2 separate regions of the Homo sapiens genome follow, and region 2 is linked to region 1. The links are chromatin loops, found by intact Hi-C in ENCODE. Cell type or tissue: right lobe of liver. All regions are shown on one strand. Links, peaks and the distances in the headings refer to the core of each region. The heading gives the core; the rest is flanking DNA. Region 1 overlaps NEURL1B (neuralized E3 ubiquitin protein ligase 1B). Region 2 overlaps LOC105377727 (a long non-coding RNA gene).

Region 1 (14,830 bases), core at 4,615-12,614:
ATTGAAGGAAAACTAGATAATACAGAAAAATCTAAAGAAAAGTCCTTCATGATCTCACCCCAAGAGATAATTACTATTAATATTTTGTCTCTCCATCACTTGATTTCCTATGCACATAAATAAAATGATACAGACAGATGTAGACAAATGCACACATATGTACTTTTTTAAAGAAACAAACTGAAACCCCACTTCTTCCCTCGAGCTATGGGAAGCACCCTCGCTAAGGCAAAGCATACACACTCAGATGCCCAGAGTCCAAACAAGTAGCTGACCCCTTTTGCTGAGACCTTGAAGAGGGCCACCTCAGGCACATCAAGAGAGATCAAACCACCTCAATACAAGGGCAAGCTTCTTTAGCCCATTGTGGCCAGGGCAGAATTCAGGTCCTACTGCCAGATTTACTGGTTTCCCAAGTGCTATAAATCCAGTTTAAGTGAAAGGTGTCTGAGGGGGTGCATTTGGACCCACCGGGGCCTGGGGCATAATTCGAAAAAGCATGTGCATTCTTATGATTTCATTTCATATTTGGAAAACTAAAGAGGAAATATTTTTCAAGACACTATAGAATGGTAACATTTAACAAAATCTTGGCTCAAAGTGGTCTGTTTAAAAAGTCTAAAACACTTATTTTCCTATTATGGTAAACAAAAATGTTTGTATCACTAAAAAACACCTTCACAATATTTTAATGACTCTTTCCTGATGTTGTTGTTATTTAGCATAGCAGTCTCTTCTAGACCTTAGTCGTTCCTTCATTCATCCAATAAACTATTAATAGTGAAGGCTATTTGCCAAGCCCTGAGAACATGGTGGTGACCAGACTGACACAGACCCTGCCCTCAAGAGACTCATATTCCAGCTAGGGAGGCAGAAAATAAACAGGTAATCTACTAAAGTACGAATACCTGTATTACCCAAATGATAAACACTATTTTTGCTTTTTTACCTATGTCATATGAAGAACATTTTTTCAAATCACTAAAAAGTACTTTAAAATATTTTCATAACTGTAACTTTTAAAGAACTTTCCCTTCGGCCGGGCGTGCTGACTCACGCCTATAATCCCAGCACTTTGGGAGGCCAAGGTGGGCAGATCACTTGAGGTCAGGAGTTCAGGACCAGCCTGGCCAACATGGCAAAGCTCCGTCTCTACTAAAAATACAAAAATTAAGCCGGGAGTGGTGGCAGGCACCTGTAATCCCAGCTACTCGGGAGGCTGAGGCAGGAGAATCACTTGAACCCAGGAGGCAGAGGTTGCAGTGAGCCGAGATCGCGCCATTGCACTCCAGCCTGGGTGACAAGAGCGGAACTCTATCTCAAAAAAAAAAAATTTCTTTTCCCTTCATTTAGTTTTATCAACTGACTCAATCTCCCGTAGACTTTTTTCTGTCAATGCTTAAACACCTATCCAGGGCCAGGCACTGTGCTCTGTGCTGTGAACACAGCAGTGAGGACAGACCCAGGTCCTCCCTTCTTTCAGAGGCAGCATGTGTTGAAGAGCCCAGACTCTAGAGCCAGACAGCCTGGGTTCAACTCATGGGTTCAAGTCGGGGCTTTGCCACTTAGTAGCCATGTGCCCTTGGTCATGTTCCCCAACCCCTCTGTGCCTCAGTTTCCCTGTGAGCTCAATAGCAGGCAGTAACCGTACATGCCTCACAGAGTGGTTGTGTAAATTAAATGAGGTAGCGCGCGAAAGCTTAGAAGTGCCCGTTGCGTAAGGCCACGAGTACAGGTTTGCTCTTTTTATTGGAGCTTATGTTCTAGTTGGGGAGACGGACAATAAACGATTTTTAGATGCCCTTTTAATGATCAAAGTATGGAAACCTCGGAAAGAGGGAGAGAAGGGGAAAGGGTGGAGAGAAAAGGAGGGATGGAAGAAGAGAAAGGAGGAGGCAGGGGAAAAAGGGCCTTATCTGCCGCTCCCAAAGGTAAGAGCATGTCAAGGAAACCGAGGATGGTGCTTAATGCAATTCTGTGCTCCTGTGACTCACTAAATAACACAGATGGACAAAAGGAGAGTTCGAAGCCGGGGTGGGGTGGGGGCTGCTCGAGGCCCGGGTCGGTCGTGGAGGCCTGCAGGAGGCAGCGGGCGAGGAGGGGCTCGCGACCAGCCTGACGCGCGGCCTCTCCCCCTCCATGTCCCTCCCTTTGTCCGCACAGAGAGCGCCTTCGCTGACACGCTGACGCCCGCGCGCCTCAGCCAGGCCCGCTTCAGCGCCTGCCTGCCGCCCAGCAGCCACGACGCGGCCAACTTCGACAACAACGAGCTCGAGAACAACCAGGTGGTGGCCAAGCTGGGCCACCTGGCGCTGGGCCGCGCCCCGGGCCCACCGCCAGCCGACGCCGCGGCCGCCGCCATTCCGTGCGGGCCCCGTGAGCGCCCGCGGCCCGCGTCGTCGCCGGCGCTACTGGAGGCCGACCTGCGCTTCCACGCAACACGCGGGCCCGACGTGAGCCTGTCGGCCGACCGCAAAGTGGCCTGCGCACCGCGGCCCGACGGCGGCCGCACGCTGGTCTTCTCCGAGCGCCCGCTGCGGCCCGGCGAGAGCCTCTTCGTGGAGGTGGGCCGTCCGGGGCTGGCGGCGCCCGGCGCGCTGGCCTTCGGCATCACGTCGTGCGACCCGGGCGTGCTACGGCCCAACGAGCTGCCCGCCGACCCAGACGCGCTGCTCGACCGCAAAGAGTACTGGGTGGTGGCGCGCGCCGGGCCCGTGCCGAGCGGCGGCGACGCGCTCAGCTTCACGCTGCGGCCCGGCGGCGACGTGCTCCTGGGCATCAACGGGCGTCCGCGCGGCCGCCTGCTGTGCGTCGACACCACGCAGGCGCTCTGGGCCTTCTTCGCCGTGCGCGGCGGCGTCGCGGGCCAGCTGCGTCTCCTCGGTGAGTCCCCGGCCCCGCGTGCGCGAGGCCCCGCCCCTCCCCCGTCCCGTGCCGTCTCACCCCGCTGCGCTCTTCCCCGGCCCCGCCCCTCTCGCTAGGCGCTGCACCGCCCGAGGCCAGCCCGCGGTTCCCAACTTTAAGCGCCCGGGCACGATCCACCCCGTCCAAAATTGCCGGACTCCACCCCAGAGTTCCGGATTCAGTGGGTGCACGGTGCGCCCCGAGAACGTGCATTTCCGACAAGTGCCCGGAGATGCTGACGTTGCGGCTCTCTGGACCACATTTTGTAAACCACCGACCTAGATAGGTAACCGGCTTATCTCCGAGCTTGGCAGGCTATATCCCCTCGGTAAATGGTCGGTGCGATTTTTAGTTCCGTTGTTACGATTTGTTACATTAGGGTGTTTTTAACATGTAATGCACAGTAAGTGTAGGGAAAAAATAAATTCGACTGCACATGAAAGAGGAAATAAGAATAGTATCGTCCACAGAAAGTGGAATGGAGGCCTGAACCATCCTATTTTGAGATAATTTTTGCCTTCATTCATGCCACAAATAGGCAGGAGCAGCCACCAGCTGTGGGCCGGGCCCTGGGCACCAGGATAGGGCCAGCAGAGGACAGGACACACTCCATGCCGGTTAGGAGCTCACAGACACCCTAAAGGAGAGTTGCACGGTGTGACATTTGCTACAGCCGGGGGCTCCTCTCCCAGCTTGGTGGAGTGAAGGAGATGTTCAGAGAAGGCTTCCCAGAGAGCCTGGCTCCAACTTCATGGCTCAAAAAGTAGAGTCCAAGCAATAAGAAGCAGTCAACAGCTCATATGTTCCCTCATTGAATTTTATCCTCCCTTTGACTCTATTGAAATCAGTATCATTATCCCCACCTACAGATAAGATAATGAGCACAGAGAGATTAAATGACTATCCCAGGGTCACATCGCTGGTCAGCTTTGAAGATGCTGGACAAATCACAGATTCTCCTGAGCCTGTTTCCTTCTGTAGAAAGAGAGTGATACCTGCTTCATGGGGTTGTCATGAGGATGAAATCATGTGCATATAATGCCTTGAGCGGGGCCTGACACTGGTTTAATCAGTGGTAACAGTAACAACAGCAGCTGTTGCTGTCTTCATGAGGGCAGAGGAGGAGCCGGGTGGCAGTGTGGTTATTTGGTCAGAGTGTTTTTTGGGGAGGGGGAAGTTGTGTTGTTTTGTGTTTTTGAGGAACCATCAGACATAGTCATCATTTCAGCCCGAGACGAAGTGCCCATTATCTGTCCATTCATCCTCAGGTAGGGCAAGGGAAGGGGCATCTTTTCATCCTAAGAAACAAGCTGTTATTGTCTGAACCAACAGCAAGCTTGGGGAAGAAAACTCATCCATGTTGAGCACTAGTAGTCAGGGATCTTCTCGCAAGGGGCAAAACCCCACTCAAAGTGCCCTAAGCAAAAAAGGAAATGTCTGGGAGTATATTGGGTGAGTTCAGGAATAGCTGGATCTAGGTACTGGAAGGATATCAGCAGGATCCTACCTCTCTTTCCAACTCAAAGCTCTGCTTGCCTCTGTGTTGGCATCACTCTCAGGCAGGCCTTTGCCACGGGTTGGCTCTTCCAGCTCCAGGCTTCCTTCCCAATGAATGGAATGAGTTCCTTCTTTCCTAGTAGTTCCAGTAAAAGTTGCAGAATTGGGTCTCGGGCCTTACGGGGGTTATGTGCCCTTTCCTGAACCACCACTATTGAGACCAGAGAGTGGAAGTTCCTGTTGGCCTGGCCCTTATCCTATGAGGGAGGGCACATTAGTATCCCAAAAGAACATCCCAGGGCTGTTTCTGAAAGAGAAGAGAATAGAGGCCTGGTAGACAAAGAACAGAGGCACCACACTGGGATGCACTCTTCACTCCTCAGCAGAACCCTGGGAGATACCTCTGGTCCTCTCGTTAGACGGGAAAGCTAAGGTGCAAAGCAGTGAAGAACCATGGACTAGCAGGGCAGGTCCAACCTTCCACTGCCCCTGATGGAATCTCTTTGGGCCTCAGGTACCCTGCAGTCCAGCCCTGCGACCACGACTCCATCAGGGTCCCTCAGCGGCTCCCAGGACGATAGTGATTCAGATATGACCTTCAGTGTCAACCAGTCCTCCTCGGCATCTGAGTCATCCCTGGGTAAGGAAATGCAAACCCTGGCAGGGGCAGGGGCTGGCGGCTGGCCTGGCTCCTCCGGCTGTGCCAGTGGCCTTCCAGGGACTGAGCAGGGTGGCCGCCTTTCCCCCGCATCCTCTCCTTCCCTCAGCTGTATGCTCAGCTGGAGGGAGGAGAAGTGTCTAGATAGGGCATTCCAAAGGGTGACGATGGTGGCATTTTATCTTGGTGTTTGGGAGTAGAAGAGTAGAGAAAGGTGCAAAACCTGCAAGGTAAACTCAAATTAGTATCTCCCAAAAGTATTCTCCCACCGGTCCCAGCAAGAAGCCCTGCATTCTCGGGGTTGCCCCAACAGAGCCCACCTGAGAGAGACATTGTTAACATATGTCCTCTTCTCCCTTTCGGCAGTGACGGCCCCCAGCTCCCCGCTGAGCCCCCCGGTGTCCCCCGTGTTCTCCCCACCGGAGCCGGCAGGCATCAAGAATGGCGAGTGCACGGTGTGCTTCGATGGCGAGGTGGACACGGTCATCTACACGTGTGGACACATGTGCCTGTGCCACAGCTGCGGCCTGCGGCTCAAGCGACAGGCCCGGGCCTGCTGCCCCATCTGCCGGCGGCCCATCAAGGACGTCATTAAGATCTACAGGCCATAGCCTAGCCTGCCCACGGGCCTTGGCCGGTGCAAGGTCACCTTTCTGAAGGCCCCCTGGGCTGGGCAACCACATGGCTGCCAGGGAGTCCACGGGCAGCGGCCATCTCTCCAGTGGTGGGCAAGGTGTGACAGTCGTGGAGCGAGGCCCACAGGGCCTCAGCCCAGGCAGGGGTTGCTTCTGGCTCCAAAGTGCTTTGCCCCCAAAAGGCCGTCCCAAGAGCAAGCTCAGGAACTGCCTGGCAGATCACCCTGTCCCTTGGTGACCTTTCAACTGGGAAACAGCGTCCTCTGTCTGTGCAATGCTTCTTGCTGGGGTTGGGTTGAGTGTGAGAGAAGGGGAGGGGAGGGAGGGAGAACAGAGAGAATGTGTGTGTGAGAGAGAGAGAGAGAGAATGAACGTGTAGCGATTTTACCAGGGGTCCCGGCTCCGGGAGGAGACGTGCAATCCGGAGCCCCGACATTGGCATGACTAGAAGTTGTTCACTTTCTGGGGATGGGACATAAGCTGGTTTTGAATGTATGAAGCTGACCCTCACAGAACTCCCTGGGGTGGTGTAGAAAAGAGATGCTCAGATTTTCTAAGGGGAGGCAAAAATAACTCATTGTTTACAGCTCCAAAGCATGAACTCCTTGAGGGGAAGGTGGGTGAAGAACAATTCACTTCTTCATTTCTTACTGGGTCTTAGAGCTGGGTGTGATGGGCACCGAGGCCAACCCCTCTGGATTGTGTCATCTTTTCACCCCTTCACCCCCAGACTGTCTAATAATACACACATCATACCTTGTCTCCGTCTCTGGAGGCAAGTCTCTGTAATGCCCTTCCCTATCTCCAAGGAGAAGACCAGCAGTAAGTTCTGTTTTTCTGTGGGAGAGAAAGAATCCTAGAGGCAGGTGACCCACCTGGAGCTGGAAAGCCCACTCCACGATGCAGACAGCTCTCTACCTTCCTGTGGTGGCCCCTGGGCCTGGCATTCCCAGGGGACCTGCTGGCAGGAGGAGGAACGAGGGCTTTATAACTTTGGTTATAACTTTTGGTCTTTGTTCTGATTCTCAGTGTATCTTCCTCCGCTGGTTACTAAAGTGTTCACTGATAAGTATGTTAACTAATGATCGAGACAGTAACGAAAAATGCTGGCACTGGGATTCTCTCCCTTCCCAGACCTACCTGCTGGTATTTCCTGGGACCTTGACCCTGCCCCACCCCCTCAGCCGTGCCCATCTCTGCAGACTCCCAGATCACATCTGGGCTGATGGGCTGGCCCAGGCCTGTCCCTCCCTTCTTGCCCCCAGTTCTGGGCTCCACCTCTGCCCTCTTCTGTGCTGTCCCATTAGGGAAGTCCCTTGGCCTGTCTATTTTTCAGTTCCCAATTAGAAGTCTAGAACCTGACAACTCCAGGAGTTCTTGGGAGGACCAGTACAACGTTCTAAAAAGCCTGAGACGCCTTACAAAAAGCAAGTATCATTTGGAGTACAATTCCTAATCTGTTCATGTCCTGCTGAAGGAGGGAAGGAGGGAGAGGAAGGCAGGGGAGTTGATGCATTCATATAACAAACACTGCTGGGTGTCTGGGTGCCCAGAGCAAAGCTGGGCCAGGCCTTCACCAGATCAAGCCCCACAGACCAGCTGGTGCCCATGCGCTGCTGGTGGTTTGGGGCCTCCTGTTCCTCCTCTAGCTGGGAGTAATCACAGTTGTCTGACCTGATTCCAACTTAAGGTCCCCACTCTCTTGCCCCATCAAGAATCCCTGATTATTTACTTTTCCCTAGAAAATCTGGGGAAATTCCCACATTTTAATTTTGCAGCAGAATCTTTTGAGCAGCTTTTGGAACCACAGTGTTTGCCAAGATAAGAGTTTGAGAATCCAGCAGCCCTGGGTGCCTGGCTGAATTTGGTTTCCTGCATGTGCTGGGTGTGGGCGGGGCCACGCACAGGCCCTGCATGGGAGGACTCCTCACCCCAGGCCTGTGGTGCTGCAGACAACCGTCTCCTGTCTACACTGCGACCCAGCCACAAGCTGTGGGGTCTCAGTGGCCTGGGGGAAAGCAGCTCCACTCTCCTGCCCTTCCTGGCTGCCCCTTTGGGTTCCAGCCGGGGTCACGTCCAGCCTCCACTGGGAAACCAGTGACTGAGGCCTGGACCCAGAGGTGGACCAGGCATCTCCTGGCCACCTGTGACCTGGGAAGAAGCGAGTCAGTGGCCCGTTCAACCTGCTCTGCAGCTGCTATAAATAGCCTCCCTGTTTCCAAGAGGAGGTAAGGAAGTGTTTATCTTCTAAAAACCAGACGTTTCCTGATGCTCTGAGCGTTACTCAGTGCTACAGAGGAGATGCACACGTCCCCACTATGTTCTGTCTTGAGAAGGGGACAAGAGAAAGAGGAAAAGGAGCCACTGTACTTTATTTTGCACCTACAGCGTGCCTTGGCACTGGGCTAGAGAGGCACCTTCCTGCGTGAATCCTGTGCGGCAGGTCTTATTGCCATAATAAGTCACATCAAAGACACTGCTGGTCATAAAACACTGTTTTACATACCATAGGGAAAAACGCTGCCAATCTTAACTAAGATGCTACAACTGTACAGTTCCTTCCAATCAGAGATGTTCACGTGTGAAAAAAAAACTGTGCTACTTACAATCTATGAAAGCTGGTGTTATCCCACTTGGCAGGTAAGGAAACTGAGGTCCTGTGAGTGAAGTGACCTCATGATCACACAACAGGAGATGGCAGGGCTGGGATTCAAACCCGGGAGTGTCTGCTGCCACATCCCACACTCCCACTGCCTGGCTCCAAGTCCCAGGAAGCTCGAGACTGTGAGTTTTCTCCCTTGAAACTCACCTGGAGAGAGTCCGGGCACCTGTGCCTATGTGGAGGGTTCCAGCCCCAGCCAGGCCCCTCCGCTGCCCACACCCTGGGAGGAGAAGCGGCCTCCCTTCCAGGCTCATCTGCTCACTGCCCGCATTCTCCTGGCAGAGCTGAGGTCTGAGAGATCTGGACTCCAACCCAAGGGCCCTCTCTTGTTATTCAGGGGTGTCCACAGTTAGGAAGGGACCTGGGGCCTTGTCCCACCACCTTCCTAGGCCCCGTGATCACCACCCCCTCAAGCGGGGCCCCAGCCCCCTGAGCACCCCCTCACGTGACCCAGCCCTCGGCTGTTCCAGGCTCACTGCCCATGGTGTGCTCTTCTGGGCCACAGCAGCCAGGGCTCCAGGGCGAGGACAGGGGACACCTGAAAACACCCCGTTGTTCATGGTCTTGTGCCCATTCATTCGGAGACTCCTGAAAAACTGGGCTGTTTGCAAAGCAAATCCAGCTCCTTGTCCTAGCAGGTTCTCAGAACGGGGAGTCCCCTGGGATGGAGCTGCTCCCCTCACGGCAGCACCACGTTTCCAGTCCCTCGATGCCACTAATCAGCATGGACTGTGTTCAGGACACAGGGTGAACTTTTCTCTGACCCCCGGTGCTGGTCCTGTGCCAGCACGTAGTAGTTACTCAGTAGAGGTTTGCTGAGTAAACCAGAAATCAGATTATGAGTGTTCAGGGGTTTGATAAAACAGCACCACATAACGCACACAAAGATACTCCAGAAACATTTGCTGAGTACCTAGTACGTGTGAGGTGCTGTGAGGATAGAGCAGAGAGGACTGTGCCCCAGCTGTGATGCTGGCAGAGGTGACACTAAGAGGGAAATGAGATATTTGGGGCAGAATCCACTGGGCTCTCTTGGCCATCCGCTGCCTTGGGTCTGTTGAGGTGGGTGCCCAAAGGCTGCCTTCTTGACCAGAACCTGCTGTGCGCTTCACAGAACCTCCTCTTCATTGGAAATGCTGGGCACATTGCAGTCAGTGAGCTGCTGCCAAAACGGCGTTAAGTAGAACCCCCAGAGGCCCCGCCGGTTGGTGATCACCCTCAGGTCCTGCCAGGGAGACACAGTGAGGAGGTTGGCTAATTGCTGCTTTCAGGCCCTGGAAATCAGTCGCCAAGGCCCAGGAGAACCCCGGTGAGTCCGTCCAGTTGAGGCAGAGGCAATAACCTCCCATTGCTCGGCCCTGCGCCTGCCCCAGTCCTGGCAGGGGGCACCGGCTCAGGAACATGCGGCCTCCTGGCATTTCTCGGTATTTAACTGTCTCGCTGTCTTATCCGAGTCCCTAATGAAACGACTTGTGTGACAATCTGTCTGTGCCTTACGAAAGTGTCTGTGCACTTTTTATCCTTTTTAAAAGCAACTTTTAAAAGTGGATGGGGAGGGGGGCTAGCATACGTGGTAGGGTTCTAGAAATCTGTGGTCATCGCTGAAATCCTTTTTGCATCATGTTTTTTGATGTTGGAGTGATGAAGTGTACATCCCCCACCCCACACACCACTACCTGTGTACAGACCTTTTAAAACATGTCTTCTTTTTCTGATTCAATACTGTGACCTCTCCGATACAGTCTAATCCTTGGGGATCTGTAATCAAGGTTTTAAAACCTGGGAAGTGGGTTGGGAAGGGTTTGCACTGGTCTTGAGTGTTGTGCTTTTCTGTGTTGTGTGTTTTGATTTTTGTCTTTTTATCTGTTTTATATTGACATAATTTTCCTGTTTAAAAAAATACAACTTTGGCTTGTTAAAAAAAAAAAAGTCTTCAGAACTCAATTTTTAAAATCCCACTTACATACACTGATGGGGAGTGAAGGTGAGGATCCAAATCATTGCCAGTCTTGAGGAAATAAGTTGCAAAATGGCTATAGAACCCCGACAATGTTTGATGCCTTTGCCAAATAACTCACTTCTGTGAAAATCACAAGGAAATCATTCTAATCAAGGATGAGATCTATGTGTAAAGATATTCACTGCAGCATTTTCTAGAGTGGTAAAAAGCTGTGAGCAACCCTCATGTCCAACAACCAGGGTGTATTCACCAAGACTTGGTTACAAGTGACAGAAACCCAACTCGGATAGGTTTTAGGGGGATAAAGAACTAGGGAACTGAAAAGTCCAGTAGCAGAACTCACTCTACGTGCAGGTAGAACCAGGGTCTGAAATGCTGCATCAGGACTAGCCTCTCCCCTCTCGCTCAGCCCTGTGATCTGGCCCCATTCCCAGGCAGGTTCTCAAGATGCCTCCTGCAGGGCCACCAGCATCCTGCCTTTGAGCATTCCCTGCACGGAGCAGCTCAGATCACGTGTCCGCTCCTGAACCAGTCACAGGACAGGGAGATACGGGGCTCTGATTGGTCAGACCCAGGATGGGTGCTCACCTGCACCCAATAGCTGCCCTGTCTGAACTCTGGGCTGAAAGTGGGGAATCGCAATCTCCAGAGAAAATGAGTCCTAAAGAATGCATGCCCAAGGTGGGCAGATCATGAGGTCAAGAGTTCAAGACCATCCTGGCCAACATCATGAAACCGCGTCTACTCAAGATATAAAAAATTAGCTGGGCGTGGTGGCGTGCACCTGTAATCCCAGCTACTCAGGAGGCTAAGGCAGGAGAGTCACTTGAACCTGAGAGGTGGAGGTTGCAGTGAGCCGAGATCGCACCATTGTACTCTAGCCTGGGTGACAGGGCGAGACTCTGTCTAAAAAAAAAAAAAAAAAAAAAAAAGAAGAAGAAGAATGCAGCGTGGGCAAAAACAACAGGCCTCTGTGTAGGGAACGGGAAACCATGATACCGATACATATGGGGCTAATGGCATGAGCATGAAGCCAGACTGCCAAGGCCTCACCAAGACATTGGGGAAGATGCTTAACGTCCTTGTGCTTCAGCTTCCTCATCTTCAAAGCAAGAACAATAATAGTTCCTGATTTTAGGATGGGTGTAAATGTTATTGAGATCATACCAGTGATGTGCCAGGCACAGCATCTGGCACCCAGCACCAAGCAACAATTGTTAGTTTGTAACACAGGAACGGGTTTATGTTAAAGTGTGGTTAAAAAAAAAATCAAGATATAAAATTGCACATACACCGTGATCTCACAGATGAAAAAAAAAACAAAAACACCAACAGCCCAAAAACCTACCCATGCATTGGAAAGACCAGAAAGAAAGGAGTGAAATGTCCATGAGGGCTGTGTCTGAGTGATGGCCTTATTGGTGCCTTTTTCTCATACTTGCTCATTATAGAAAATTTCCCAAATTTCCCAAATTTTCTATAATGAGCAAGTATGACTTTTCATTTAAACTTGTTACTTGGAAAAAATGATCTCCCTACTCTGCAAAAGCCAAAGAGAACAGCTGGCCCTTGCTGGAATTTGTCAGGAATTCCCAGGCTGATTGTCTGTGAGTTTAAGATCCAAATTTAGTCCGGTGGAGATAAGGACCTGTACGTTTCTAGCAGAGGCCAGGCCAGGCTGACCAGTTTGGTTGGGCTTCCTCCAGGCTAGGTTTTGGGGCCCAAATTTCTGGGGTGGAACATGGCAGTGGTAGCAGGAGTGGGAGCTGGGAGTAGGGGAATGGGGTGAACAAGGAGAGGGAGCTGCCCAGGCCTGCTCCTTCTGGATGGTTAGAAGAGCCTGGCTTGGTGACACTGAGTTTTAGGAAGCAATGGGATAAGAGAAACCAGCATTTATCAAGCAGCACAAACCATGGTTCTCACACATTCTCACAATGGATCTTCACAATAGTGTTCTCATTTTACAGGCAAGGAGGCCAAAGTCAAAGTAGGATTGGCCCCCAGGTGGGCCTGCTCCAGAGTCAAGGCAAAATCTTTCAGAGACACATTTCGCACCCCTTTACCAAAGTCTTAGTGAGGGGCCGAGTCTGTCCAAAACCCAGGATCCTTTCTCCCCTTCCAGATTTCCTTCCCACAACGCTATGTCCTTCTACTGGACCAGGCAACATTTTCACAGACGCTATCTGATAATCAAAACTTTTTTGAATAAAGAAAAAAAGGTAGGGCCAGGCGTGGTGGCTCAAGCCTGTAATCCCAGCACTTTGGAGGCCAAAGCGGGTGGATCACCTGAGGTCAGGAGTTCGAGACCAGCCTGGACCACATGGTGAAACCTCGTCTCTACTAAAAATACAAAAAATTAGCCAGGTGTGGTGGTGTGCACCTGTAATCCCAGCTACTCAGGAGGCTGAGGCAGGAGAATGGCTTGAACCCAGGAGGCGGAGGTTGCAGTAAGCTGAGATCGTGCCACTGTACTCCAGCCTGGGCAACAAGAGCAAAACTCTATCTCAAAAAAGAAAAGAAAAAAAGGTCATATTAATCTAGGCCCACTGCATTGTAAGAGACTGAAACCCAATTTAAGAAAAAAAAAAAAAAGAGCGGGCAGAATGTACTGACTCACGCCCAGAACAGATCAGTCTAGCTTCAGGAACAGCTAGATCCGGGTATTCACATGATGTTGTCAGGCCTCTGCCTCTGTCTCTCAGTTCTGCCTTCCTCTGAGCTGATGGCACTCTCAGGCAGACTCTCCCTTTGCAGCAACCAGAACAACCTCCAGTGACTCATATCATGCCAGTTTAGTGACCCTTTAAAAAAGTTTCGGGAAAAGTCCCAGTGCTGTCTCTCCTTTGACTCCTTGGATCAAAAGCTCAATCCCTGAACCTGTCACATGCCCACACCTGATACAAAACTAGGTATGGTATGGCCCTTACCCTCAAGAACCAACCAATCTGGAGGGGAAGGCAGACCCCTAAACAGACATGTTTAGACCAGTGCACTTCTGAAGCTGTGGGAACGATCCAATTCAGGCCACGAGGGCTCGGGATCATTTAGCGATGCAGTTAGGCATCCTTCTTTCTCCTGGCCCTGTGTGTTCTTACCAACACCTGAGCCATGTTCCCTGGCACATCCAATTCCTCCTCCCATGCTGCAGTGCACACAGCCCGTGCGCTGGCCCTCACCAGCCCCTGCCACCTGCGGTGCACCTAGCCTGGTGCGGTGGGGGTTCACTATTGTGCATGCAAATCCCTTTTTCTCATTCCCTGAGTTCCTGCAGGACAAGAAATCCTCCAGAAAGATAATAATACCAGATCATTTAATAAGCACTTAGTGTGTGCAAAGGACATCCATGACATCAGTAAATCCTCACAACAGTTCTCTGAAGTGGCTCCATCATTACCTTCATTTTACAGGCAAGAAGCCAAGACTGAGAAGGAATCAGTAACTTTCTCCTACTTTATATGGCCTCTCAAAGACAAAAAGTTTCTTCGCTTTCTGTTTGTAATTATGTCCTTGGACCTAGACCCCCTGGTTCCCAAGTGCAAATGGGCCTAGAACATTTGCAGCTGTGATTTCACAGACTCCCACCAGCCACCCATTGTATTACGGTCCCATTTTACAGGGAGGGGAAGGGGCTGCCCCACATCACACTGCTTAGGAGCTGTGGGGCCAGGATTTGAACCAGGCCTGGCTCTTTCCACCACATCACAGCATGTCTGTGGGTACATTGTCAGGAGGAGGGGGAGGGAAAGGAGGAAGGAGAGTAAGAAGAAAAGGACAAGAAAAAAACAGCCAGATTCAGCACCTCGAAGGGCTTTTTCTAGAAGAACATCAGCTGTGTCCTGACTCACACAATGCCTATCCGTTCAATTCCAGGGACAGGGAATATTTGCTTTTCCCTTCAGGCTCTGATCTCCCAGCTCTTGGAAGCTCCCACACAGGGATGTGGAAAACACGATTATTCCAGGCATCGAGCTATGGGAACAGAACCCCGACCTTGGCTGTTAAATACACCTATGGAGAAGCTTCCAGAAGCCCAGCAGTGGGGTGTGTTGGGGAGGAGATGCATCAAAACGAAATGCCTCAGGCAGCCTGATCCCCTTTCGTCAGCCTCCTCCCCTCTCAGCTTGGGCCTTCCCAGGTCTAAACCCTTCTCCCCAGACAGACAGCCTGACTCTCCTGACTCTCCGACTGGCCAGCGAAGACCTTGGCCATCCTTTCAGGAGCATGTGGGCCTGCTTAGGAGGGCTGGGCCGGCCTAACTGAGTTCACATCCATGCTCTGCCCCAGCCAGCAGAGGACCTGCCCTCCCCACTGGGCTTCCTAAGGGTGCCTCTCACATACCAAACTTTACGTGAATGTGCCCCCTGTAGCTGCACGATGGGGATGCCCCCTTCTGAGCCTCCCCCTCGTGGCCCCTACGTGGGCCCTGTAAGACCACACCCTCCCTCAGCCCTTAGGAGGCTGCATCCTGGCATCTTAGCTCTGAGCTGGGGTTTCCAGTGTGATGGGGTCTAGTG
Region 2 (14,830 bases), core at 4,569-12,568, 200 kb before region 1:
TCATGCATGTGTGCATGTGTGTGCTGTGTGCATGCTCGTGCATGTGTGCATGCTTGTGTGTGTGAGTGCATGCTTGTATGTGCATGTGTGTGCTGTGTGCATGCTCATGCGTGTGTGCATGTGTGTGCTGTGTTATGCATGCTCGTGTGTATGTGCATGTGTGTGCTGTGTGCATGCTCGTGTGTGTGCCTGTGTGTGCTGTGTGCATGCTTGTGTGTGTGTGTGCCTGTGTGTGCTGTGTGCATGCTCGTGTGTGTGTGCATGTGTGTGCTGTGTGCATGCTCGTGCGTGTGTGCATGTGTGTGCTGTGTGCATGCTCGTGCATGTGTGCATGCTTGTGTGTGTGAGCGCATGCTTGTATGTGCATGTGTGTGCTGTGTGCATGCTTGTATGTGCATGTGTGTGCTGTGTGCATGCTAGTGCGTGTGTGCATGTATGTGCTGTGTGCATGCTTGTGTGTGTGCATGTGTGTGCTGTGTGCATGCTCATGCGTGTGTGCATGTGTGTGCCGTGTGCATGCTCGTGCGTGTGTGCATGTGTGTGCCGTGTGAATGCTCGTGTGTGTGTGCATGTGTGTGCTGTGTGCATGCTCGTGTGTGTGTGCATGTGTGTGGGGGATCAAGTCCACCAATCTTCTTTGAGACTCCTTCCTACTGGGTTGTCTCTGGATTCAAGACAGTGTCTAATTTCCTCTGTAACTCTGAGACCTGGCATGGGGCTTGTCACAGAATGGCCTCAGGGAATTTGGTGGAATCAAGAAAATGAATAGGATCCTGGGGTGGGTGAGAACCCGGTTGGCTGCTATGACAACTGTAGCATGGAGGACTCAGAGCAGCCTGGGTCCTGTTGATGATCTGGGAGGTTTTGCAGTAATTTTTCTGTGAAATGGCTTGGGGAGTGGAAGGCAGTTTCCATTCTCACCATCTTGGAAAGACGGTGCCCAGAAGCATGGAGCAGGGTGTGAGGAGGTGACAAGAGTGCTCTCCCAGGAACAGAGTTCTCCCACTTCCATGTCCTCAACTGTGCATTGCCATAACTACTCCAAGTCTGCATTTGTTTACTGAAGACCTACTATGTGCCAGTCTCTTGGCTGAGCACTTTCCAATCAGCTGTGGTCCATAAGCCTCTCCAGGGCGGGAGCTGTGTCTATCTTGTCAATAACACAATGCCAGGCACATAGAAGGTGCATAATACATACTTTGTGAGTGAGTGAATGAATGAACAAATGAATGAATGAAATGAGTGAGTGAGTGACTCTGGCTGCTGCCTCACATAAAAGATAAAAGGAAGTTAGCCTTGGAAAAGTTAGGCAAAGGGAGGATAGGCAGAAGGGTGAGTAGGATGGGAAGGATGTTCCAGGCACAGGAAGCCGCATATGCAAAGGCCCTGTGGTGAGAAGAAGCTTGCAATTGGAACCCAGTCTCCATAAATGGCTCTTTCATCATACCCCATGGTCCTCTGAGGTAAGTCCTTTTATTACCACCACTCTCAATTTGAAAAGTCCTTTCCATCCCTCCAAAAGGTTATGGAGAACATATAGAATAGTGAATTGGAGTACAGACTGCCTGGGCCTGGGCCCGGCTCTGCCCCTGAATAGCTGTGTTTACCTGGGGTACTTGTTTCAGTGTTTTTATCTGCCAAGTAGAGGCAACAGCAGAACCTACCTCATGGGGTTTTTGTGTCACTAAATGGGCTCATAGAATATATTATTATCTCGTGGGAAGCAGAGCTGTGCTGAGTCAAACCTAAACTCAGTGCCTTGGTTAGACAACCCTCTTGGAGGGCAGAAGGACAAGAGCGTTGGCCATCCCCTACTGCAGGTGGGAGCGTGCAGTCAGGCCTGTTCCAGCCTCTCTCTTCTGCCTGAGTCCCCCGCCCCTTGGCGTTGATCAGAAAGGACATTGGGGCAGAAGATTTGTCCTTTGTATGAGGCCTCCATGTTCTGAGAGTTGGTGACGGTGATGGGCCCGTTGTCTCTGTTTCCAGACAGTTCCAGACAGGACCAAGCGTGGCTGCGTCAGAAAAGCATGGAGTGAGACAAAGCTGCTATTTTAAGGCAGCTGCGGGAGCTCGGAGGGCGCGCCTGTGTTCTCCTGTCACAGGCTTGTCAGAGTTGCTGGAGTGAGCTTGGAAGTCAGGGCAGAGGGGGCAGGACAAGGAGAGGAGGGGTCCTCGGCTGACTCACAGACAGACTTGGGAAAGCCAGGGTCCCAGAGGAAACCAGACACAGCAGGGGGAACTTCAACAGGGGCATCTGTATGGGGCAGGGAAAATGTTTATAATCACAGGCTGTGCAAATGGCCATAGAGATCATTTAGGCAAATGCCCCCATTTCACAGGTGAGAAAACTGAGGTGAGAGACGCAAGTGTGGTGGAGGGGCAGAGGCTTCTTTTCTTTGTAAATCAGTGAAGCATTTTGTTTTAAATAATCACCGTATTAAATAGTATTAATCGTATTAAATATTATTATTTATACTTATATTTATAATAATAATAATTATTATTAATACCGTATTAAATAGTATTAAATAAGGTATGGCACATTAATACTATAGTCCTTTGTCATATTTAAAAAAACAAAAAAGATCTGTGTGAACCAACTTAGATTTCTAAGACTTGTTAAGAGAAAAAGAAGTTGTAAGAGAACGTGTACAGCATGTACTTATTAAAAAACAGAGGCAAAGCAAGATTTCCTATTTCAGTAGGTCCAGGTATGGCTATCAAGGCTTTGAGAAAGTTCTGGAAGGATGTTAGCCAAATGGAGTAGGATGGTCAACCTTCAGAGGGGACGGGATGGGGAGTGTGGGGCAGGGGACCTTCACTTCATCAGGATTGTTCCAATTGTTAAGAGAACCTTTTCATGTGTTACTTTTGTCGTTAAAACACAGGATACATAATATTTTTTAAAAATTGTTTTCCAAAGGCTTGTTTGGCCTTGAGGCTGGATTTGTCCAGAAAGCATTTCTCTCCTGGGTATCAAACCCTGTGAAACCCTGGCCTCTCCTCTCTGAAGCCTCACCCTGCTCCCGCTCCCCCACCACACACTGGATTTTATAAAATACAGAAAAATGATAAAAATGCTAATTAAAAGACATTCACTCAACTCCTTCTGCCCGAAGGAAGGCCATGAGAAGATGCTTTTTCTCATGATGCCTCAGGCTTCCAGGAAATTCCCGAGCCCTGGGGGCAAGGCCTGTGGGGGTGCATCACCTCCCAGAGAAGCGATCAGAGGTAGGGATGGAGCCCCTGCGTCCCTCTTCAGAGCGTGGGGTGCTTCCGCTTCGTCACTTCCCACTCTTTGTCTTGAGATAAGCAGTCAGCACCCTGGACACGCTCTTCCCAGAAAAACGCACAGTTTTCATTATTTAACAATGTTTGCATATTTGCTAGTTTTTCAAAATTAATTTTTAGGAGCATGAATAAAATAAGAATACATTCTCCACGATGGGAAAGGGAGTTCAGGAAGAAAAGCAAGCACCGTAGATGGGCTAAAGTCGCTTTGAACAGCCCCCCCCTCCAGGGGTAACCACTGTTAACAGTTTGGTGCAGATCCTTCCAAACCTTTTCCTAGGTGTTTATATGGAGTTACTTGGACTCATAGAACTCTGTGATGGTGGTGTGTGTGGAGGAGGGTTAAACATGACCGCAGCCAGTTGTATGCATGGGGTGATGACAGTTTGCGGTTGCTGGGCTGTAAACTCCGCGTGGTGATTCCATCTTTGTCCTGTTCCTCATGGTTTCCCCCTGCCTGGTGCATGGCAGGTGTCTGCGAGGTCCCCAGTCTGCCTGGCTTCCATCTCCAGGCATGGCCTCGTGACTGGCACTCTGTTGCGGTGTCAGACGCCTGAACGAGCCTCTGTTCCTAACAGTGCCTCAGACGGGAGGCTTGGGGGTACGGCCGAGAGGGGAGTGGCCAATCAGAGGCACTCCTGGGAGGGACAGCCCTGGAGATCGGAGCCTTGTTGGGTGGCCGTGTGGCCCCAGAGAGAAGAGAAGCGGGAGGAGAAGGTTTTGTGGAAATCCAGAGGGGAGAGGGCAGGGCTGGGACTCCTCAGAACTTCCCTTGGGAAGAAATGGCGAGCTGTGATGTGGGAGTGGGCCTTCGAGGGTCCTCAGTGGGGAGGCCCATGTTGGGGGCTTGGATCACAGCCACTGGGAAGCTGCTGATGCCCTCCCCAACAGAAGTCTATCAGACATCCCAACCATGTGGAAAAAGTAGAACTGGTGACCAGTCTGGAAGGGAAAAAGAGACCATCTTTAGATATGAATAGGCCTCTTGACCAAACGAGATAGGAAAACCCACTTCCCGTGCTTCTGTGGAATTATGCTCAGGTCAGCGTGGGCCCCAGTCTGGGCTCAACACTTCCTGACTCTGAGCACTTCATGTTTCCTACCTGGCAGTAGCAGGCTGTGTCCTGAGCACACTGCAGGATCTTAGCCAGCCTCAGCTCACCTGCTCTTCAAGGGCCCTACCACATGTAAGATGGAGGTATTGAGTTCTGGAATAAACTTCATTGATTCATATGTGTTGATCATCTGCATGTGTCTTAGTCCATTTTCGCACTGCTATAAAGAAATACATGAAACTGGGTAATTTATAAAGAGAAGAGGTTTAATTGGCTCACGGTTCTGCAGGCTGTACAGAAAGCATGGCTAGGGGGAGGCCTCAGGAAACTTATAATCATGGCAGAAGGTGAAGAGGAAGGAGGTGCATCATCCTAGGGCCGGAGCAGGAGGAAGATAGGGAAGGGGAGGTACCGCACACTTGTAAACAACCAGATCTCATGAGAACTCACTCACTATCATGAGAACAGCAAGGGGGAATCCACCCGCATGATCCAATCACCTCACACCAGGCCCCTCCTCCAACATTGGGGATTACAGTTTAACATGAGATTTGGGCGGGGACACAAATCCCAACCATATCAGTCAGTATCAGGGTTCTTTGGTTGCAAATGACAGAGTAAAAGCTCATGTGCTCTGCTGTCCAAGGCAGCATCCTCCAGGACTTCTCAGTTTCTCTCCATTTCAGGGGTTGGCTTCTTCAGCGGGGCCCCTGTGGTTGGGTTGACCTTCCCTCTGGTCCCAAGACAGCTGCCAGCAGCACCCAGAGCTACATCTTCCTTCATTCGCATCGAGTGGGAAGAACAGGCACCTCTCTGCAGCATTCCCAGCAAAGCCTGGAGTTTCCTTCTGATGGGTCATCTAGGGTCACAGGCTCTCCCTGGAGCGGGCCAGCTCAGCTGGGGCATAGGCACTTGAGGTGGCCAGGCCAGTCACAAGTCCACCGTGGAGTGGGGTCAGTCAATTTCCCTGACTGCCTCAAGGACAGTGGGCGGCAAAAGCCCTGCGCCCCTGAGGCAACAGGAACATGGAGCCTTCTCCGTGTGCCCGCGAGGTTGGAAGATGAAGCGGGTGTCGGATCATAGGTGAGGATGGAGGCTCCTGCGTCCACACGCACCCCACAGTCGGGCTACCTGACCTGGGGGGAGAGGTGCAACTACCCCAGTGCTTTAAATATCACCCTGTGGTGGCCGGGTGTGGTGGCTCATGGCTGTATTCCAAGCACTTTAGGAGGCCGAGGCAGGCGGATCACTTGAGATCAGGAGTTCGAGACCAGCCTGGCCAACATGGTGAAACCCCGTCTCTACTAAAATTAAAAAAATTAGCTGGGCATGAGGGCGGCGCCTGTAATCCCAGCTACTTGGGAGGCTGAGGCAGGAGAATCACTTGAACCCGGGAGGCGGAGGTTGCAGTGAGCCGAGATTGTGCCACTGCACTCCAGCCTAGGCAAAGAGAGCAAGACTCCATCTCAACAACAAACAACAACAAAAAAGATAAAAATAAAAATCACCCCACGGGGATTGTTGCTTTTAGAACCTAGATTTCCCAAGAGAGAATATCAAAATCTATCATTTTATGAGCGAGGAAACAGGAAAGTTATGACTTGTCCAGGTCACACAGCAGCTCGGGGCCAGAGCTGATGGCAGAATTCAGGGGTTTTGACTCCCAGGGGAGTGCTCAGCTTAGGGGAGTGATCAGCCAGGCGTGTGATTCATTGCAAGAGGCAGGGGTAAATAAATGCTCCTAAGTGGAGGTGGGTGAAGTATGGGCCATGGCGGGGGTCATTCCTGCAATGTCTCTTCTGTGTCCTGGGGTGGGTGGTGGGGGCTGTCAAGGAACTAGCTGGGCCCTCGCTAGTCAAGCATGACTCTAGGCCCTGGCCTGATAGAGTGGGCAGTCCCAGAAGCTCTCCCGAAATGTGTGGCATGTCTCCCTGCTGATATGGAGCCAGAGAGATCTGCCACTTGCCAGCTGTGTGACTTTAGGCAAGTTACTTCACCTCTCTGTTGCCTCCTCAGGTGTGTAATGAGACCAACCACCCTGCTTCTCTAGGGGGCTTGGGGGAAGGAATGAGACAAGATGTGAAGCGTCCAACACGGTGGCTGTCCCTGGTCAGTACCCAGGAACTGTGCATGGCTCCCCACAGGGGCACAGACGGTCCATCCTTAGGCACATGTGTTTCCTCAGGTAGCTCCTGGCTTAGTCTCAGGACTGGGCCTGAGGGTGCCTGGGAAGGAATGGGCATTCTGCCTGGCATCTGCAGGTGAGCAGGAATTGCTTCTAGAATGCCAGGCCAGCTTGGGCATGCTGCTCCTGAGGCCCGGCTGCCTACTGGCCACCCACACTCTGGGGAGGCTCTTTTCCCGGCCCTGCTTCTGGGGTTCCAAGGGGAGGCCTCGGGTCATCTGCTGGGAGCAGCTGCAGGATGAAGACAGGGTGACTCACCTGCAGACAGGGAGGCCAAGTCAAGGGATCAAAACAAGACAGAGACTTCTTTTCTTCCCTAGGGACTATGAGAAGATCAGAAAGGGACCCACGCATCATCAGTTATTCATGAGGTCTGCAGGAACCCGTGCAAAAAGCCCAGCTGGGGAGCAGGGTGGGGTGATGGTGAGAAGCCCTTCTATACAGGTTCCCTCCCCGAGCTAAGCAAAAGCGTTGAGGTGACACGTGTCACCTGTTCCTAGAGGATCTGCACTGAAGGCGGGGCAAGCAGGACCTGCTGTACACAGCACAGGGCCTTTCTTCCCACAGCTGCGTCCTGCAGTGGTGACACTCTTGCACGTAAGGGGTGGTTAGCCACACTGTATGAATAAGAACACTGAGAGGCAGGGAGAAGTGACTTTTCCAAGGTCTCACTGCTATGAAATGGCCAAACTAGGGATGAATGAAAGGCATGTGCTCATCTGAAGGGGAGTCAGTATTTGTTGGGCATCCACTGCTGCTCTGTGTGCTGTGGGTACCGCAGTGAACAAAGCACAGCTTTTGCCCTTGTGGGGCTTATATTTTATTTCTGAGGTAACAGACAATTAACAAGCATGTAAATAGATGCATGAAATAATTTTAGGGAAGGATAAGTGCTAACGGATGGGCTGAGGGAAAAGAGAAGATAAGAGACGAGATGGCATGCAGGGCCATGGGCACTGTAAGTGGCTAGGCCTGTCACAGGTCATCCCCGCAATGGGGTCTGTCAACTTACCTGACTGCTGTGCAGCCTGGGGTTGGGGACAGTGGGCAGAAAAACCCCCGTAGCAGGGACGGGCTGCTAGTTTAGATGGGGTGGCCAGGAAGGGCCTCTCTGAAGAGGTGACATTTGAGCTGAGGCCTAAACGAAGCAAGGGACTGAACTTTAAAGGTCCAGGAAGAACATTCTAGGCAGGATCACAGCAAGTGCAAAGGCCCGGAGACTGGAGGCTGCTTGGTGTGTTCGAAGTGCGGCAAGGAGGCTGGTCTGGTGTAGGGCATGAAGAGTGGTAGGAGATGGGGTTAGATTGGGGCTTGGGACCAGAGGTGGGGGCCCTTGGAGGCCACAGTAAGGAAAGAGACTTTGGGAGGAATATGAGATGCTGAGGCCGCAGAGTGCCCGAGATGGCCTCCTTCCCTTCCAGGTCAGATCATTCCAGATTTCCTGGTCTCCTTCCCTCCTGAAGAACCACTGGAGGAACGAGGACTCCCAGCCTGTGGAAGGAAAGGGTGAGGGGCCCACAAGTCTGTCTTCACACACCTGAAGAGCTGCTGCCACCGCTCTCTGCCTCATCCCTGTCATTTCTTTCTCTTTTATTTTTTTGAGACTGAGTTTCGCTCTATCGCCCAGACTGGAGTGCAGTGGTGCAATCTCAGCTCACTGCAACAACCTCCACCTCCTGGGTTCAAGCGATTCTCCTGCCTCAGCCTCCCGAGTAGCAGTAGCAGGGATTACAGGTGCACGCCACCATGCCCAGCTAATTTTTGTATTTTTAGTAGAGATGGGGGTTCACCCTGTTGGCCAGGATGGTCTCAAACACCCGACCTCAGGTGATCCACCTGCCTTGGCCTCCTAAAGTGCTGGGATTACAGGCATGAGCCATCGCGCCTGGCCTCCTGTCATTCCTTCAGTGTGATGCCCTGTGCCTGGCCTGAGAGATATGCACATGATCTTGTTTACCGTATGCCCCTCCACAGCCCTGGGAGGAGGCACACATACTGTCATCCTACATGACAGATGAGAAAACTGAGGCTCAGCCAGGCCAGGCTTACTCAAGTCCACACAGCTGGAAGCGGAGCAGACCGGAGCCAGATGTTGAGACAATGCTCTTAGCCCAGGGCAGGTCTTTGAGGACTCTCACATGTCTGCAGCTGGGACCCCCTCCAGACCACGAGCCTCTCAACCCCTCCCTGAAGAGGCAGTGGTGTGCTTTATCCACAGATGCTTGCGTCTCCAGCTTTATCCACGGATGCTTGCGTCTCCAGCTTTATCCACGGATGCTTGCGTCTCCAGCTTTATCCACGGATGCTTGCGTCTCCAGCTTTATCCACGGATGCTTGCGTCTCCAGCTTTATCCACGGATGCTTGCGTCTCCAGCTTTATCCATGGATGCTTGCGTCTCCAGCTTCCCTTCTTCTGCAGTCCGATGCTCTACCCCTGAGCTATACCCCCGCCCCTTCCCTTCTTCTGGCTTCTGGGTCTTCCAGGAACCTTGGACAACCTGTGAAGCCATTAGCACTATCAGCCTGTAATAGGGAACTACGAGCCCTGCTGACCAGGGAGTCTCTGGTGAGAAATTGCATTCTAGCACCTTCTTGACTCCTTACTAGATGAGCACCCGTGAGAATGGAAAAGGGGATTCTTTAAAGTGAGAATGAAGTTGGAGCCATTTAGAACTAGATGTTAGGCTGCTATTGTGGCTGAAGTCTGTAATCCCAGCTACTCTGAGGCTGAGGTGGGAGGATCACTTGAGCCCAGGAGCTCAAAGCTGAACTCAGGGCTGAGTTTCAAAATAGGGGTTCTAGTTTGCTTCAAGGTCTGGACACTTCTTAGATTTGGGAGCTCAGGCAAGTCATGTTTGCTCCTTGGACCTCAGTTTCTGTGTCTAAAATCCAATGGAAATCTGCTTTGCTGCCTCACAGGGAGGCTGTGAGGATCCAAAGAAAAAAGGTTTGTAAATGGGACAAGATGGGATAGGGGTGTGTACTGGCAGAGAAAAAGGAGAAGGGCTGGGTGCAGTGGCTCACGCCTGAAATCCCAGCACTTTAGGAGGCCAAGGCGGGTGGATCACCTGAGATCAGGAGTTTGACACCAGCCTGGCCAACATGGCGAAACTAAAAATGGTATCTACTAAAAATACAAAAGTTATCCGGGCCTGGCGGCGGGTGCCTGTAATCCCAGTTACTTGGGAGGCTGAGGCAGGAGAATTGGTTGAACCTGGGAGGCGGAGGTTGCAGTGAGCCGAAATCGCACCACTGCACTCCATCCTGGGCGACATGAGTGAGACTCTGTCTCAAAAAAAAAAAAAAAACCAAAGGAAAAAAAAAAACAAAGAAGGAGAAGGACATGCACCATCCAGACAACAGGAGTAAGATAGAGAGGTGGACACACCACCTGTTTCCCCCAGGCTGATGAGTACCAACATTCTAATGACAGGATCCATTTTTGGGCTCTGATCCTGTGCCAGGCTCTGGAAGAGGTGCTGGGGCCAGAGGAGCAACAGAAGTGACATAGCTCTGGGCTACATGGAGCTTAGGAGCAGGGACTGCAGTTTAGATAATCAAAGTGGTGTTCTGAAGGGGACACTTGTTTTTGGAGCAGTAACAGGGACATGAGCCAGTCTGAAGTCAGGAAGGACTTCCTGGAGGAGGTGACCCTAAGCTGAGAGCCAAGCATGAGGGAGGTCACAGGCAGTAGAGGACAAGCACTGTGAGCAGAGAGGGCCCAGCTGGGGAAGCCAGTGCAGACTGGAAAACCACGTGCTAACATTGCCAGAGGGATCACAGCCCCATGGAAAGCAAGGCACTGCTGCCTAGGGACGTTCTCTTCTTAGGGCCTCTGGAGGAGCCAATGAAATAGGGGATCTTGCCCTCCTGGAGCTCTGGGACTCAGAGAGTTTGAGTGCTTCGCCTAAGGGCATTCAGCCTACAAGATAGTCAAGGGAAGGTTCAGATTTAGGGGAAGGAGTCTTGAGAATATACCCCGAGGACAATGAGGATACAGTTGGAGGGCTGAGGTGGATTTGTTCCTCCAGGCAGTGGGGAGCCAAAGATGTTTTAGAGCACAGCAGGTTCCCAGCACCCATGAGAGCCATTTAGCTCCAGTGTCAGAAAGCTCAGGACAGTTGCTGGGGACAACGTGCCATGGTCTGCCACGCCACATGCCACGTTTAGTTATGGTCAGCAGTAAACCTCAGCCCTCTTTCAAGGCGGTAAGTGATGGTAGGGATGGCATCTGAGTGTAATTGGAGGTTGTTGCTTGTTGCTGTGGTTGCTCTGCCCTTTGGAGGAGGAAGGCCAGCTTCTTCCCGTGAGTAGCCTGTTCTGGGAGGGACTGGGGTGGAAGAGGGGAGCTAACATTTCCATTTCTGAGCACCAACCAGGAGTCAGGAAGGGGTGGGAAGGGGACCCAGGGCAGGTCAGGTCAGCAGGTCAGTGAAATCAGGTCTTTAAACACCCGTTTAACACTCTTTTGCAGCTGGAAAGCCCGACTTTTGGCTTCACTGTATTTATTTTCATGGTTACCTGTTATTTACAGTGAATGTGCCTGGTCTTCTTTTTATGGTAGTGATAGGGAATTTCATTTCAATACATATATTTGAATAATAAATCTTAGTCTATTTAAAGAAGAAAAAGTCATCAGTGAATAACACAGGGGAGCTGAAAACTGGCCTGCAATGCAGGAATGGTGGAGATCCAGGAAGCCTTACCTCCTGAGGTCTTCACGGCAGCTCTGAAGCAAGGACTGTCATCCCCATTTTACAGCTGGAAAAGCTGAGTCCCCAAGAAAGTAACTTGCCCTCTGCCCCAAGCCAAGTCTGGAAGCTAAGAACCTTCCCCCCTCACCCTCCCACCTTCACCAGTGAATGAGCTTCCAGACACTCCTCGGCAGTTCAGAAATCTCCTGATATCAGGGGTTCTAATCCAGGCCCTGGTGCCACCATTGACAAACTGTGGCTTTGTACAGTTGTCTAACTCTTTGTCCTTGGTTAGTGATATGGTTTGGCTGTGTCTCCATCCAAATCTCATTTTGAACTGTAGCTCCCATAATTCCTATGTGTCATGGGAGAGACCTGATGAGGGGTAATTGAATCACGAGGGTGGGTCTTTCCTGTGTTGTTCTAGTGATACTGAATAAGTCTCATAAGATCAGATGGTTTTATAAAGGGGAGTTCCCCTGCACATGCTCTCTTGCCTGCCACCATGTAAGATGTGACTGCTCCTCATTCGCCCTCCACCATGATTGTGAGGCCTCCCCAGCCATGTGGAGCGTGAGTCAATTAAACCTTTTTCCTTTATAAATTACCCATTCTCGGGTATGTCTTTATTAGCAGCGTGAGAACAGACTAATACAGTTACTCATCTTAAGATGGGAATAATATGTGTACCTCAGAGGACTGTTAAAAGGATTTAATGATATGATATCTGTTATTTTCTCCAATTTAAAATGAGACAATAGAATCCCAGAACCCTGAAGCCACTTGGCCAAGGTCACAGAGGTGGAAAAAGGAGGAGCTGGACGCCAGTGTAGGTAGGTCCAAAAGGCTTCCACGCGGCTGATTTAATGATCCCATGGTACTGCCTCCCTTCTACAGAAAGCTGCCTCATGCCCAGGTTGGGAGCTTGAGAATGTCTCCAAAGCCCAGTGGATAGAAAAGAGACCTGAACAGTGTGCCCATGGGGAAGGGGCTCGGTTTTCTTCAGGCCAGAGCCTGTGGACTCTGCCAAGGTCCCCAGGAGCAGCAAGTCGGGAGTGTGGGAGGGCACTTTCCTGTGGGAAAATGTAGGGCGCTTCCACTTATAGCCTGATAATTGGGCCCAGCGAGGTCTGAGCTCAGATGATGTCATTCATTCTCTGTGGTCTTTGGGGCTGAGGAAGCCTCTAGGGAAAGAAGGGGTGGGGGAGGAAGGGTTGGAGAACAGAGAACCTGGAAAGAATGACAGATAAAAACAGGAATCAGAGTTTTGGGCATGCATGGACTGTGGCCAAGGGAGCTTTAGAGCCGTTGTAGCAGGACAGCCCATGGCAGGAAGTGCTCATAGAATCAAGGGCAGATGGCCGGAGCCCAGTGCTGGCAGGCAGTGCTGGGGGTGAAGGAATGAAAGAGCCGGGATGCGTGAGTGAATGGTTGGCTTTAGTGCAATGCTGAGCAGATCAGTTCCTGGAAGGCAGCTGAGTCCGGGGAAGGGGTGCACAGACAACATTGGACAGAGTTTAAACCCCGGTAGAAATGTATCAGCTGTGTCACTTGGGCTAATATCTGACCTCTCTGAGCCTCCATGGAGCAGATGCTGTCAATTTCCAACCCGATACCCATTTCCCAAGTCATCCTTGCCTACAGAACCCTGATTCTACTCAGGGTGGTGATGCAGACAGCCTGGGGCCCTCTGTATTCCCAGCCTCCTTTATAGCCAGGGGTGGCTTGGGTGAGAGCCTCAGTCTCTTCATCTTGGAATGAAAATGATTATACCCCTTCTGCAGGGATTTGGGGAGGATTTAGGCTGGTACGTGCTGGGTGAGCATTGCTGAGAGCATGGCCAACTTCTGCTGCTGATGGTGGGTCTGAATTTGTGTCTCCAGCATTCGCGTCTCCAAGTGCTACTGACCCCTCTACCTCGGTTGTTCCCATTGCCTGAAATTCAACAAAGCAATCTAAACCCTGCCCAGCCATCCCAGCATCCCCATGTTCACCCCCAGCCCCCTGTCACCCCCCTCATCTCTGGAGCCAGTGGTGTGGACTTGAATCTCAGCCCACCACTTCTAGCTTTGCGTGGCTTTGCAATGACCCGACAGGGATGCTAATAGCACCTACCTCCTATGAGAGCAGGGGTGAAAATCAGCAATTCCTGTGAGGCCTATTCAGTGTCGTGCCTAGCACATAGTGAGTGCTTGTGCAAGCTGTGTTACTGTGGAGAGGAAGGCCGACTCCTCGGCCTGGCCCACCACGCCGGAGTGACCGGGTCCCTCAGCCCTCTCTAGCCGCAGCACTTGGCCCCCCATCACGCCAGTTCCCTGCCTCTCTCACACCTCCAAGGCTTAGTGCTTGCTGGTCTGCCTGGAATGTTCCTCTATTCTTTTGCCCTTTCTTCTTTCTTCACTTGGCTAATTCTGCTTTATTTATTTATTTATTGAGACAGAGGCTCGCTCCATCACCCAGGCTGGAGTGCAGTGGTGCAGTCTTGGCTCACTGCAACCTCTGCCTCCCAGGTTCAAGCGATTCTCCTGCCTCAGCCTCCCGGGTAGCTGGGATTACAGGCATGCGCCACCATGCCTGGCTAATTTTTTGTATTTTTTTTAGTAGAGACGGGTTTCACTGTATTAGCCAGGATGGTCTCGATCTGATCTCGTGATCCGCCCGCCTTGGCTTCCCAAAGTGCTGGGATTACAGGCATGAGCCACTGTGCCCCTGCCTGCTTTATTTATTTTTAAAATAATTTAAAACAAGTCATTTTTGTACCCTTCTCTGAGAAGCCGTCCCTCGCTCACTTCTTACTGGCTGGGGTTCCACAGGCTTCTGCGTGCTGTCCAGTCAGAGGCATTCTCTCAGTGTTGCCACAGACTGTGGTCTGAGTTTCTGCGTTTCTGTCCCTCTCAGCCCCTCCTCTGAGCTCTTCAGGGGCTCATACCCTGACCTCATCACCTCTGTCCCTCCAGGGCCTGGCTCAGGGCACCCTGTGTAACTGCTCTCATGCCTCCTCAAACACAGAAACACCCCACGGTAGCGCAGTGAACAATATGGCAGCTAGCACTCAATTGCATTGACTGCATCTGTTTCCATGCTGTGCCCAACCCTCTTCTCACCACTTTCCTGTGGGGTATGACTGCTGTGATGGTTTTGTCACCTTGGTTAGTCTACTGCGCCCAGTGGTTTGGTCCACTGCTAGTCTAGATATTGCTGTGAAGCCAGGAGTTTGAGACTATAGTGAGCTATCATCATGCCACTGGACTCCAGGCTGGGTGACAGAGTGAGACCTGATTAGCATCTATAATCAGTTGACTTTAAGTAAAAAATATTACCCTTGATAATGTGAGTAGGCCTCACCTAGTCAGGTGAAGGCCTTAAGAGCAAACACCAAGGTTTCCCGAAGAAGGAACAATTTTCCCTCAACTGTAGTAAGGAAATCCTCTCTGAGTTTCCAGCCTGCTGGGCCACCCTACGGATTTTGGACTTACCAGCCCCCACAACCACATGAGCCAATTCCTTAAAATAAGTCTACATTTCTATCCATTACCTCCTATCAGCTCTATTTCTCTGGAAAACCCTGACGAATACAACAGTCATTCCCATTTTACAGATGGTGA

What was found. A loop is a pair of places that touch in the nucleus more often than their neighbours do. Peaks named below come from ENCODE experiments on the same cell type or tissue, not always from the same donor. Only the 100,000 strongest peaks of a DNase experiment are listed, where the experiment ranks them.
Region 2: it touches region 1 in a loop (3-fold over the local background); 11 of 110 quality-filtered maps call a loop at or near these places.

The regions. Positions count from the first base shown.
Region 1 is chr5:172,681,256-172,696,085 of GRCh38, forward strand. It overlaps NEURL1B (neuralized E3 ubiquitin protein ligase 1B), which reads left to right. Exons shown (of 5, transcript NM_001142651.3): 3 at 2,164-2,883; 4 at 4,916-5,041; 5 at 5,426-10,285. The coding sequence ends at 5,670. It overlaps LOC107986479 (a long non-coding RNA gene), which reads right to left. Exons shown (of 3, transcript XR_001742997.1): 3 at 5,050-5,282. Among named protein-coding and RNA genes, the nearest start is that of MIR5003, 27 kb to the left of the region's middle. RefSeq lists enhancers at 1,922-2,422, 2,423-2,923 and a silencer at 9,288-9,347. In right lobe of liver, for the core only: no CTCF peak of the experiment used is centred there; a DNase peak (open chromatin) is centred at 9,106; H3K27ac peaks cover 6,106 bases.
Region 2 is chr5:172,484,642-172,499,471 of GRCh38, forward strand. All of the region lies in intron 1 of LOC105377727 (a long non-coding RNA gene), which reads left to right. It also overlaps LOC107984004. Among named protein-coding and RNA genes, the nearest start is that of SH3PXD2B, 38 kb to the left of the region's middle. RefSeq lists an enhancer at 1-277. In right lobe of liver, for the core only: no CTCF peak of the experiment used is centred there; no DNase peak of the experiment used is centred there; H3K27ac peaks cover 1,239 bases.